Regions from separate parts of the Homo sapiens genome. Here region 1 is linked to region 2. Evidence: read pairs that join two places in POLR2A ChIA-PET (ENCODE). Cell type or tissue: K562. All regions are shown on one strand.

Evidence for each region. Peaks named below come from ENCODE experiments on the same cell type or tissue, not always from the same donor. Only the 100,000 strongest peaks of a DNase experiment are listed, where the experiment ranks them.
Region 1: POLR2A ChIA-PET joins it to region 2 with 6 read pairs; 3 of 35 experiments call an interaction of 5 or more read pairs at or near these places.

Annotation. Positions count from the first base shown.
Region 1 is chr16:58,312,031-58,314,530 of GRCh38, forward strand. No RefSeq gene overlaps it. Among named protein-coding and RNA genes, the nearest start is that of PRSS54, 18 kb to the left of the region's middle. In K562, no CTCF peak of the experiment used is centred here; no DNase peak of the experiment used is centred here.
Region 2 is chr16:58,491,811-58,494,310 of GRCh38, forward strand. It overlaps a transcript of NDRG4 not described here. Among named protein-coding and RNA genes, the nearest start is that of NDRG4, 7.1 kb to the right of the region's middle. RefSeq lists a silencer at 915-1,209. In K562, no CTCF peak of the experiment used is centred here; a DNase peak (open chromatin) is centred at 1,099; H3K27me3 peaks cover 2,455 bases.

The sequences.
Region 1 (2,500 bases), 180 kb before region 2:
AAGAAACTCAAAAGACTAGTTCTAGAAGGGTGAAAATCTTTAGATGGCCATTAAGAAATGAAATAAATAAAATGAAAATTGATGGAGGTTAAAACAAAGGTCTTTATAACACTTACCAAAGCTTGGGTGGACCAAAGGGAGCCACTACTGGTCTCCCAATGTTACTGGAAAGGGGTCCGGATCCAGACCCCAAGAGGGCATTCTTGGATCCCATGCAAGAAAGAATTCAAGGTGAGTCCATAGTGTAAAGTGAAAGCAAGTTTATTGAGAAAGTAAAGGAATAAAGAATGGCTATGCCATAGTCAGAGCAGACCCGAGGGCTGTTGGTTGCCCATTTTTATGGTTATTTCTTGATGATATGCTATACAAGGGGTGGATTATTCATGCTTCCCCTTTTTAGACCACATAGGGTAACTTCCTGATGTTGCCATGGCATCTGTAAGCTGTCATGGCGCTGGTGGGAGTGTAGCAGTGAAGATGACCAGAGGTCACTCTCGTCACCATCTTGGTTTTGGTGGGTTTTAGCCGGCTTCTTTAAAGCAACCTGTTTTATCAGCAGGGTCTTTATGACCTGTATCTTGTGCTGACCTCCTGTCTCATCCTGTGACTAAGAATGCCTTAATCTCCTACGAATGCAGCCCAGCAGGTCTCAGCCTCATTTTACCCAGCCCCTATTAAAGATGGAGTAGCTCTGGTTCAAACGCCTGTGACACCAACATTCAAGGGCCCCACACTAGTTTTCTGCATGTTCCCCAGATTGGGGAGATTTGAGAAAAATCAAGAGGCAAAGGTTATAATGAGAAAGCTGACATTGCCTGGAGCAATACTGACACAAATTAAGATAAAAAATTGACAAAAGAGTCTGAGTCCGTTGGCTCAACTCCCTGCTGGGAACCCAAGTCCTTTTTCACCAGAAAAGGTAAAATAATTTGGGGGTGGAGAAGAAAAGTCCCTGGTACCAGAACATAAGAATGTGAAGATTTACAGGATTATGAAATTTGAGATGTTTAAACAGGCTTTATGTAATATAGTTGCAACTCCCTTATCTAAATGTCTTATGAAAATGGGTATCGTATCTGACTGGGGGATGTTTCTCCTACCTAGTACTATAAAACTGAAGGCATGTAAATCTACCTGTATTAGTCTGTTTTTACACTACTAATAATGACATACATAAGACTGGGTAATTTATAAAGGAAAGAGGTTTAATGGACTCACAGTTCCACATGGCTCAGGAGGACTCACAATCATGGCGGAAGGTGAAGGAGGAGCAAAATCATGTCTTACATGGCAGCAGGCAAAGAGAGCGTGTGCAAGGGAACTCCACTTTATAAAACCATCAGATCTCATGAGACTTATTCACTATCAGGAGAACAGCACAGGAAAGACCCACCCCTGTGATTCAATTACCTCCCATGATATCCCTCCCACGACACGTAGGAATTATGGGGGCTACAATTCAAGATGAGATTTGGGTGGGGACACAGCCAAACCATATCACTGCCCTTGGAGAAATGTTCATTGGACGTGCTAAATGGGAACTAGTAAGATTGCCTGAGCCCACAGAATATTGGGTAAAAGCTGGAGTACTGGTTGGGACAAATCCTCCACTGGTGGCTCTTTGTGGAGTGTTCACTGGGGCTTATGGCAAAAGCTGTGAGCACCTCCCAATGACAACTACTGAGACTCGAGTAGAGAATTTCCACTTGAGGTACATTTACTGCCTTGATATGGGATGTTAACTGAAACTTCCCGTATGCTAATGGAAATAATGGTGCCCAAAATAATTCCATGATAAAAAAATGGTTTATATAGCATCTTGCTACCTGGGGATGCAAAGTGGAGGTATTCATGAGCAGGGAGCCTCTTTTTCCCCTAGGACTGATCTAACCATGTAAGCAGCTGGTAGATTTTACAGTGCCTGATAAACAGCTCTCATCTGACAAGAGCTGCTTGACTTGTGAATGGCAGTTCCAAGGTGAACAAACAACATCTTGTTTGGAAGCCTGCTGCTCTGGTTAAAGACGAGTCAAGGAAATCTTTTTCTTTTGAGTTATTTATAGTTTAGAGCAATTGGGTAAAGAATATTTTTGTGAGCAAATTTACCTTTCTCTCTACCTGAGTTCTCCAAAATTTGGAAACTGTTCATGAGTATTCTGATTTTATATCAATATCGTTATTTGCATAAGTTTAGTAAGAGTCTTTTTCCTTTTAAAACAAAACAATTGGAGACATTGGTTATTCTACCAGCGCTTTGCCTAGAATAACATATTTTTAGTTAAAGTTCCAGCAAAGCCAACCTTAAAAGAGCCTATATGGCCAATCAATCATTGCTGCATTTTATGTAAATAATCAGGCCAAGTATAATAAGCCTACAACTTATTTTGCACAAAATTGGTCTTACTATAGTTTCTCTTTAGTAGAAAAGGAGGGCTAGAGAAAGATAAATTGTTTCAAAGAAAAATTATAACACCTGATACTAGATTCCAGCCCTGACATT
Region 2 (2,500 bases):
GGCACCCAGGCTAGAGTGCAAGGGGTGTGACCATAACAGCCTCCTCCTTCAGGGAGGTTAGAGAGGGCTCAAGTGATCCTCCTACTTCAGCCTCCTGAGTAGCTGGGACTACAGGCATGCACCACCATGCCTGTCTCATTTTTCTATTTTGTAGAGACATGGGATCTTTCTATGTTGCCCAGGCTGGTCTCGAACTCCTGGCCTCAGGCATTTCTCCCACCTCAGCCTCCCAAGTAGCTGGGATTACAATCGTGAGCCACTTCACCTGGCACCCTGTTCACTTTTTAAATGTTCTGCCATTTGCCAGGTGCAAATTCTTTCAGTCCAGTGGGAAGTGAGGATTTCCACACATCTACTCACAGCCTGCCCGCCCACTGCTGGAGCCTGGCTTTTGCCTTTGGAGACTCCAGTGCCTGGCCTGTCTGGGTTCCTCTGCTCCTATGTCCCCATCCTGCCTCCCACACACCACTCCTCTGCCTCCCTCAGCTGGGCCCGCACTGCCACCTGTTCTCCTCCTCGTGCTCACCCTGTTCCCACGGGACTTCAGGGGCCTCTGCATGGGCTTCTATTCTTCCTGCATTTTCTTGGCTTTTGAGTCCTTCCCCTCCCACACCCTTCATCTCCTGGGGCCCCCAGACCCAGAGAGCATACAGCACACCCTGCCATTATCTGCTCCACCGTGTGTGTGTGTGTGTGTGTGTGTGTGTGTGTGTGTGTGTGTGTGTGTGTGTGTGTGTGTGTGAGAGACAGACAGACAGTCTCGCCCTGTCACCCAGTCTGGAGTGTAGTGCCACAATCTTAGCTCACTGCAGCCTGGACCTCCTGGGCTCAAGTGATCCTCTTGCCTCGGCCTTCCAAAGTGCAGGAATTGCAGGTGTGAGTGACCACGCCCGGCCTTCTTTTTTGTTAGCTTTTGCTTGTAACAAAACTGCCGCCTCTGTCCTTCTCTGAGATAATTGCCCTCTTAAGGTCCCGAGTATAGACATCTCCCCTTCCTTCTCCTCAGCCCGCTTGTGCAAGGTCTTTGAGTGAGAGATTCATGATCAGCCCCAGGCCCTTGTCCTCCCCCTCCAGCCCCATCCTTTCCCTCCTCTCCTTCCCTCCTCCCTGCAGAGCCACCACAGGCCTGGAACGAATCTGCAGAAGAAGCCCAAGTGGGTGTGGCCATTCTCTATGTGACAGTCGCAGGCAGCCCAAAGCCTGGCTTTCCCCTTTGGGCATGGGAACCCCTAGTGCCCTCTGATTTTTCTCCACCACCTGGCCTGCTGGAATGCAGGTGGCTGAACTCTTCCTTATTTTGGGAAAAATGGCAGAAATACTGGTTTCATTCTTCTGCTTTCCACTCCTGTGATTTGGGGTCATTTTCCTCCTTGTACTTACCTAGCTGACTGCTTCCCTCATCCTCCTGTGGCACCCTATTTCTCATGTGACTGTCTCAGTCATCCGTGGTTTGTTTTTGTTTGTTTGTTTGTTTTTGAGACAGAGTCTCACTCTATCACGCAAGCTGGAGTGCAGTAGTGCAGTCTCAGCTCACTGCAACCTCTGCCTCCCAGGTTCAAGTGATTCTCCTGCCTCAGCCTCCCTAGCAGCTGGGATTACAGGCATGTGCCACCACACCCAGCTAATTTTTGTATTTTTAGTAGAGACACGGTTTTGACACGTTGGCCAGGCTGGTCTCGAACTCCTGGCCTCAGGTGATCTGCCCGCCTCAGCTTCCCAAAGTGCTGGGATTACAGGCATGAGCCACCATGCCTGGCCAATCCATGTATTTATTCCTTAGGAGGATCTGTAGCAGGCACAGTCCAGTGCTGGGATACAAAGGGCAGAACGATGGGCAACACTGAGCTTCTCCTCTAATCCTCACAACACTGAGGCTCGGAGGCTGAGTGAGCTGCCCGGGAGTTCACAGCCTCGCAGAGCGGGGCAGAGAGGTTTCTAGGCAGACGCAGGGGAAGGCAAGGCAGAACCTGTGAGTTCTCCTTTACCTGGACGTGTGCTGGTCCCTGATTAGTTTCCCTCACCAGGCCTGAAAGTGGCCCGAGTCTGAGCTGGCCAGCTGTCTTGTTGTACAGATGGGGAGACGGGGACCCAGAGTGGGTGAGTCGCACAGCCAGAGCCAGGCCCCCGCAGAGTGTCTGTGGGCCCCTCGGCCTCAGGGAGAGCCTGGCAACTCAGACGCGGGGTTCCAGCCCCCGCTCCTCCCCAGCCATCTGTGCAGCCTCGTAACCTGTGGGTGCATTTTGAGCCTCTCTCCCCTCATCGGTGAAGCCTGATTGTTCATCCAGATCTGTTTGTGTCTGGGGAGCCCCTTCCATGCCAGCATCATACTGAGAGCACAGCTAGATGTGGTCCCGCCCTCGTGGTGCCCGCGGTCCGGTGGGTAGAACACGCACTAGCCAGACTCAAACGGTTCACTGTGAAGTAAGCTCCAGTGATCTGAGGCACAAAGCGACCAGGTCTGGAGAGGTGGGAGCAGCTGCCACTGTAACTTTGTGTGGAT